Linked DNA regions of Homo sapiens: regions 2 and 3 are each linked to region 1. Evidence: chromatin loops called from intact Hi-C (ENCODE). Cell type or tissue: MCF 10A. All regions are shown on one strand. Region 1 overlaps MID2 (midline 2). Region 2 has its middle 26 kb from the start of MORC4. Region 3 overlaps TSC22D3 (TSC22 domain family member 3).

Region 1 (2,500 bases):
CATAATAACAGTAAAATTTGTTCAATGGTAATATGAAATGACCTGTAATGTATCCACATAAATGAGTGTTGACTGCTTCAAGAATTGGGTGTATCCTCCATGGTAAGAGTGATGTCTGTCTATAATCTTTCATGTTCTTACGGCTTTCTGAAAAACAGTGCTATTATTGAAATATCTCCCATAAACATTATAAAACAGTAAAACAGTTAATGTCCTTTTGATCCTATAATGTAGTATTACACAGATCTTCTCACTTCGTGTAAAAAACACAGTCTTTGTCAGTGCTTCTTTTTACTGCTAGACTATGAAACTATGAATTTTGCTTATTAGCTGAAATATTACTAGAATGTTTTTATTTTGTTAATATCTCAGGTTAACAGTCTGCTATTTGATTCTTTAACCTGTCTTGAAAAGGCATGTATATGTCTCATTATTACTTAAAGAAATCGGGTAGCTGATTTGAGAATATACCATTATGTTAACTTTTTAGTTGATTCTATTTTTAACATGAAAATAAACAAGTCAATTTAAAACTTTTAAAAAGGAACGATTAAGTAGATATATTTTATCTTGTTTTTGGAGGAATGTCAATATTGTGAAGCACTTTTCCAAGTCCTTTTAAGCAGAATATGAGTTGACTTATTAATAGTAATATGCTCACTGGGAGACAGTAAGTGGAAAGAAAAGTGATAGACTTGAGTCTGTCTGGCTCTGTTTTATAAGCTGCGTACACTGAACCTCATTTTATTCATCTAAAAAATAGGATGATAGTATGTACTTTGAAGAGTTATTCTGAAAGTTGAAAATAATATAAAGTACTAGCACATCTAATGATGTCCTTTTGCCATCTGTACTTTATATGCTGTTCATTCATTCCAAAAATATTTAAGCGCATTTCTGCATTGGGCCAGGCACTGGCAACATAATGGTGGACGTCGCACCTGTCTTCACAGAACTTACACTCCTTCGATTTTCCATCTGTAGGAGTACTGCTCAGCTCAGCCTTCACCTCCTTTAAGAAGCCATCACCCATGCTCTAAGCCTCATTCCCTGCCTCCCTCATCTGGTTCAGGTGTTCCTCCTCTGTGTCTTCAGGGTAACCTGTGCATACTTTCATCATAGCACTTCTATATACCGATTTGTCTCCCCACCAGACTAAGCTCTCAGGCCGAGTATGGTGTCCTATCCTTTTTTTTTTTATACCCAGCACATGGCTTGGTACACGAATAGGTACCGAGAAAGGATATTTGGATAAACATTGCCATCTGGTGGCCAGATGTTGTAAGTACAATCTTTTATGCATCATAAGGGTGAGTAAAGCCCAGGTGAGTAAAGCACCTAGGAAAGGCAACTTTTTATTTATTTTAACACAGGGAAAGGAAATATTTCAGAATATGTGGTCTCCTAGAATCTCCTAGGTCTCCTAGAGGTGTTGTTATTCCAACGTCTCTCCAAATCTTTCATAATTCAGAAAACAATATTTAAATGACACAACAGATAAAACTATTTTGAGTGTGCAAAAATAAAATGAAAGAGAAATTTGTCTCATGTAATAAAGAAATGTAACATAGTATACAATACCTTTTTTCATAATACCTTTATTTCAATGCCTACACACATTCATTCATTCAACAAATATTTACTGAGCATTTACTGTGTGACAAGCACTATTCTAGGTGTTAGGGATACAGTGAACAAAAAGTGCTTAAACTTAAGGAGCTTACATTCTAATGGGAGGAGACACACAATAAACAAACATATTTTTATTAGGGATTATAAGTATTACGGATAAAAATAAACTAGGTTACAGAGTGGGGTGAGTGTGTGTGTGTGTGTGTGTGTGTGTGTGTGTGTGTGAAAGAGAGAGAGAGAGAGAGAACGCCAGTTGAGCAAAGGCCTGAAGATATATTAGAACTTCAGAAAACTACAGAAATGTTGGTTGACCAGGCCTGCCTAAAACATTATGGGACTTCTAGAGAGTTTTCTTTCTTTTTTCTTTTTAAAAATAAGTTTAATCTTACATAAAAGTTGCTAAAATAATACAGAGAGTTCCCACATACATTTAACTAACCTTCTCTAATGTTAACATCTTACATAACCACACAACTATCAGAACTAGGAAACTGTCATTGGTACAATAATTCTATTGAGCAAACTATAGACCTCATTTGATTTTTACCAGCTTTTGCATGCACTCAACTTTTTTTGGGGGGGGGGTGGATAGTTCTATTAATCTTATCACATTTATAGATTCTTGTAATCACCACTGTAATTAGGACATTATTGTTTTATCATCCCCCCAAAACTCATTTGTGCTACTTCTTTATAGGCACATCTGTCCCCCAGCAACCACTGATATGTTCATCATTACTATAATTTTCTCATTTCTAGAATGTTATGTAAATGGAATCATATAGTATGTAAAATACTGTGATTTGCTATGTCACTCATCATAATGGCCCTGAGAGCCACTGAATTTGTTGTGTACATCAATAGTTTT
Region 2 (2,500 bases), 870 kb before region 1:
CCTCTCACATTTAGATCTACAATCCACCTTGAAATCATTTTTGTATAGGTGTGAGGTTGTGGCTGAGATTCATTTCTTCCTTCATTCCTTCTATAGACCTAGAACAATTAATTTAAAAGAATTCCTTTTCCCACTGCTCTGCAGTGTTATCTTTGTCACAAATCAAATGTCATATGTGTGTGGACCTATTTCTGGACTGTGTTCTGTTCTATTAGTCTATTTGTCTGTCCTTTTGAAAAGGCCACAGTCTTTATTAATGTAGTTTTATAAGTATTGCTATCTGTGTTAATCTTCCCTTTGTTCTTCTACTTTAGGATTGTCTTGGCTATTCTTGGCTCTTTGCATCACTTTCTAAATTTTAGAGTGAGCGTGTCAATTTCCACTCCCTGAAGAAAGAATGTGCTGAGATTTTAATTGGACTATATTATGTTTATAAATCAATTTGGGCAGAACTCACATCTTTGCAATATTGAGTTCTTCAAGAACTTAGTAAATTCCTCCATTTATTTACATCTGCTTCAATTTCTCTCACTAATATTTTGTAGGTTCTTGTGTAGAGGTCTTGTTAATCTAATTCCTAGGTATTTTATGTTATTCTAAATAGTATTTTTAAAATTTTTTCATTTACAATTACTTGTTGCTAGTCTATTGAAATAAAATTGATCTTTTACATAATGACTTTCTATTTAGTAAAATGGCCAAATTCACTTATTATAGTTTTTATCTGTAGATTATTTTGTCTTTCTATATACATACTCATGCCGTCAATACAGTTTTCCATGAATATGTGTGCCTGTGTATATGTATGTAATACAAATGTCCACTGGGAGACTGCAGCAAAGAGATGTCTCTCATGTGATATAAACTAATTTATCCACTGTAGTTATCACTGAGCAGTCACCCTGTTCTTTTCTCCTTTTCTGAATCCCATTTGTCTACAACTGCTGCCTGACGAGCTACTCAGAAAAGCATGACCACTGATACCACCTATAGTGTCAAGTAAACTGTCTCTGCATGCTTCAAAAATGCTCGCTCTTTAGGGTATCAAATCAGTACTGAGTCCCAAGAATAGGCAAAAAGGGCTTTTCCTATTCTGTATTACACTGTGTTGACTTAGATCTAAAGCTAACCCACTTACGCCCAGAATTTCAGAGCCTTTCTTGAATGTTCCCTGCCATTTCTGGTTTGTTCATCCTTCTCTAACCACAAGGGGTCACTCAGTACACAGGGCTGGGAACACATCCTATATTATCACCTCTGTTCTCTTTCTTCATCTCTTTTGGTTCCTCTCCCCAGAATAAACAAACAAACAAACAAACACTTCTCATAGTTTATCAATGGTAACAAATGGATATTAGTATGTGGAGAGTGGAGGGTAGACAGGGAGCTCATTACACTAGCTGCAGCCAACACAAGAGTTCCCATTATACTTTAGCCATAGTAAAATATTCGTAGTCTTTTGATTTAATTGATCCTTCCTTAAAATGGTGTGTGTGTTGGGTGGGGTTGCAGTCGCAAATACAGACATACCTTGCAGATATTGTGGGTTCAGTGCCAGAGCACCACAGTAAAGTGAATGTTGCAATAAAGTAAGTGACAAAAATTTTTTGGTTTCCTAGTGCATATAAAAGTTATGCTTACACTATACTGTAGTGTATTCAGTGTGCAATACCATTATGTCTAAAAAAAACCAATGTACATATCTGAATTAAAAACACTTTATTGGGCCGGGTGTGCTGGCTCACACCTGTAATCCCAGCACTTTGACAGGACGAGGCGGGCAGATCACCTGAGGTCAGGAGTTCAAGACCAGCCTAGCCAACATGGTGAAACCCCATCTCCACTAAAAATACAAAAATTAGGGCATGGTGGTGGGCGCCTGTAATCCCAGCTACTTGGGAGCCTGAAGCAGGAGAATTGCTTGAACCCGTGAGGTAGAGGTTGCAGTGAGCCAAGACTGTGCCATCGCACTCCAGCCTGGGCAGCAAGAGTGAAACTCCATCTCAAAAAAAAAAAAAAACTTTATTGCTAAAAAATGCTAACAATCATCTGAGCCTTCAGCTAGTCATTATCTTTTTGCTGGTGGAGGGTCTTACCTCAATGTTGATGGCTGCTGACTGATCAAAGTGGTAGTTGCTGAAGGCTGGGATGGCTGTGGCAATTTCTTAACATAAGATAAGAAATGAGTTTGCCACATTGATCGACTCTTCCTATCAGGAGAGATGTCTCTGTAGCACACAATGCCATTTGATATCATTTTACCTACAGTAAAACTTTCAAAATTGGAGTCAGTCCTTTCAAACCCTGCCACTGCTTTATCAAATAAGTTTATGTAATATTCTAAATCCATTGTTTTCTTTTCAACAATGTTCACAGCATCTTCATCAGAAGTAAATTCCATTTCAAGGAACTATTTTCTTTGCTCATCCATAAGAAACAACCCTTTGTTTATTCAAATTTTACCATAAGATTGAAGCTATTCAGTCACATCTTCAGGTTC
Region 3 (2,500 bases), 180 kb before region 1:
GAGGCTAGGAGCGGGGCGAAGGCTGCAGAACGAACCCAAAGCCAAGCAGGCGCTCCAGCTGGAGTTGAAGGGAAGTGACTCGAGGGGTGTCACCTCGTATGTCACAAACTCCACGGCCGCCAGTCCAACCCAGACTCGGAGATATTTTGGCTCCTGCTTCTTTATATAGGAGGAGCCGGCTGCGTCACATGGCGTCAGGGGCCATGCAAATGAGTCCTGTACCGGGCTTTGTGGCCCAGTTAAACCACATCCCCTCCCTGAACCTTAGGCTGGGACTGTAAACAGTTCAGCACTTTCTTGTACCAACTGGCATCTCCAAAGAAGGCTCTGGAGATCGATAAAAACCAAACTGGAGCTGATTTCTAGAGAAATAAGAAATACAAATGCCCTAACAAGAGGCAGAGGGCATTCAGTAAAGAACAGCGCTAGTTTGAAAAGCTCTTCTTCAGGTGGCAGCCAGCATGCCCCCATGGCTTTGCATGCTCTCCCATGTCATACTCCCTGGACACGCGCCCTCACCATCACGGCCTCACCCTCTTCCCAGTCACTGCCCTCTCAGTCTCTCCCCTGCACACATACTTTGTCACCTGCACATTCACTCTCTAATCAACTCAGCTTTCCCCTCACCAGCCAGCTGGCCTGCCGACCTGCCCTGAACCCCAGCACTCATCCACTTGCCCCTTCCTCTGAATGTTCAGGTGTGGGAGTACTTGTCTGTGGACCGGCACATGTACAGATCTGTGACATGCATGTAATGCATGCACAGGTCCATGCTAATCTACAGATGCATATGTATGGAGGAGAGGGTGTCCGGGAGCTGAGGTGAGTGGGTGAACATGTATGGGAGAGCAGCTAGGTGGGTGACAGAGGAGGTGAGGAGGAGACAGGGTATTGGAGTGAGCACTGGAGTGACCACAAGATGCCAGCCCTTTTCTCTTTAGTCTCCACATTCTACTCTTTGAAGAAAATACATTCAACATTATCCAGGATCCCGTGTCTCTATTTTTTAAAAACACAACTTTGTTACTTTTCTTTAAAACAGCGAATGACAATAACACTCCAAACCAAAGGTATACATTTATATAAACGATCCCAGGAAAACACCTGCCCTGTGATGGGCCCAGCCATGCACAGCATTAGAGGTACTTCAGGAAAAACAGACTCCAAACCATAAACAAGATGAGGTGATTGTTCCATAATAAAAGTTACACGTTTCCATTAAAATATATCTTATTTATATTCAGCCTCAAGCTGAGGGAAAAAAAATAAAGGCACCAGAGACTTGAGGTCCTTTTCTTCTGCTCCTTCCTAAGTGAGGCCACCTGGTGGACAAAAGCAGAATTTCCACCAGAAGGAGCAAGAGGGGCAGGGACAGGTGATGCAACCGGGAATATTATTTACACCAACTCAGGACCAAAGGAGAACATTGGGTTCCACCACATATACAACAGTTTGGATGAAGTTAAGGCCAGTACCCATGAATCAGTGCTCCACAGGCTGTGGTCCAAAGAAAGATCCTAACGCAATCATGCTATTGGAAAAGTACTGGGGCCTCTTATCAGCAAAGAAGGTAATTATTGTTTGCTTCAGGACATTTATCTTAACCAGGTGCCTGGCACTAACACCCTGGCCAAGGCCCCAGCCAAATGCAGTCTGAAGGCCTTGATTTCCTCCCGGCTTCCAGGGCAGTTATGCCACTGAACAGCCAACATTTTTGGCTATGGTGTGGTGCTCTATTGGTGGATTCCAGTGGTGATAATATGTGTACAAGAGCCATTATATTGCAAAGTACTGACCAATAGAACTAAGTAAACCTGCTGCACTAGCCCGGGATGGTGTTTTTCTTCATCTCACTTTAGGTGGGAGACAATAATGATCTCAGGACATTCTGTTAACTTTAAGACACAACCTCTCTGAACACGGTGTTTGCACTAAGACATGTGTAGTAGACAGAACAAAGTGCAGGCTATACTTATGGGTCATCAAGAACATTCACTAAAAAAAAAAACCTCTTAAATCAGGAGCTTAACTGGTATCAGAATTCCCTGATATATTAATATTAATTTGCCCTCTGCACCACATAGAGTTTTCTTGGTTCAGAAAGTCTCCGAGCTGACCTTTCATTGGCTTGTTAATTTTTCCTCAACTATTGCTTTCCCCTCCCCCGAAGATTCCAAGGAAGATGATGAGAAGAAAAGGGGACAGAGAAATAAGCTGGGCTGGCAGGGGAAAAACACCACCAGGAAAACAGGGCACAGGACAGAAGTAAAAACAGCTCCTTCAAGAGGGACTCCCTTATGTGGAGACAGAGGCAGAGAAATCCAGGTGGTATGGGAAGGGAAGGCAAAAGGGTTAAGGTTCCCAGCAAAGCTGCATTTGAATTGATCATTAATTTGTCTACGGCCATACCACCCTGAACACACCTGATCTCGTCTGAGTTGTTCATTAGTTATACTTCAATTATAAAAGCAAATTGAGTCTGAGACTCACTGACAATAAT

What was found. Peaks named below come from ENCODE experiments on the same cell type or tissue, not always from the same donor. Only the 100,000 strongest peaks of a DNase experiment are listed, where the experiment ranks them.
Region 2: it touches region 1 in a loop (6-fold over the local background); 18 of 110 quality-filtered maps call a loop at or near these places.
Region 3: it touches region 1 in a loop (14-fold over the local background); 4 of 110 quality-filtered maps call a loop at or near these places.

Annotation. Positions count from the first base shown.
Region 1 is chrX:107,893,009-107,895,508 of GRCh38, forward strand. All of the region lies in intron 3 of MID2 (midline 2), which reads left to right. LOC101928335 (a long non-coding RNA gene) reads right to left here. Exons shown (of 4, transcript NR_110395.1): 4 at 1,589-2,500. Among named protein-coding and RNA genes, the nearest start is that of MID2, 68 kb to the left of the region's middle. RefSeq lists an enhancer at 1,160-1,209. In MCF 10A, a CTCF peak has its summit at 1,257 (motif pointing left); a DNase peak (open chromatin) is centred at 1,233.
Region 2 is chrX:107,024,526-107,027,025 of GRCh38, forward strand. No RefSeq gene overlaps it. Among named protein-coding and RNA genes, the nearest start is that of MORC4, 26 kb to the left of the region's middle. In MCF 10A, CTCF peaks have their summits at 1,199 (motif pointing right) and 1,403; no DNase peak of the experiment used is centred here.
Region 3 is chrX:107,716,926-107,719,425 of GRCh38, forward strand. All of the region lies in intron 1 of TSC22D3 (TSC22 domain family member 3), which reads right to left. Among named protein-coding and RNA genes, the nearest start is that of TSC22D3, 58 kb to the right of the region's middle. In MCF 10A, a CTCF peak has its summit at 1,323; DNase peaks (open chromatin) are centred at 186 and 1,356.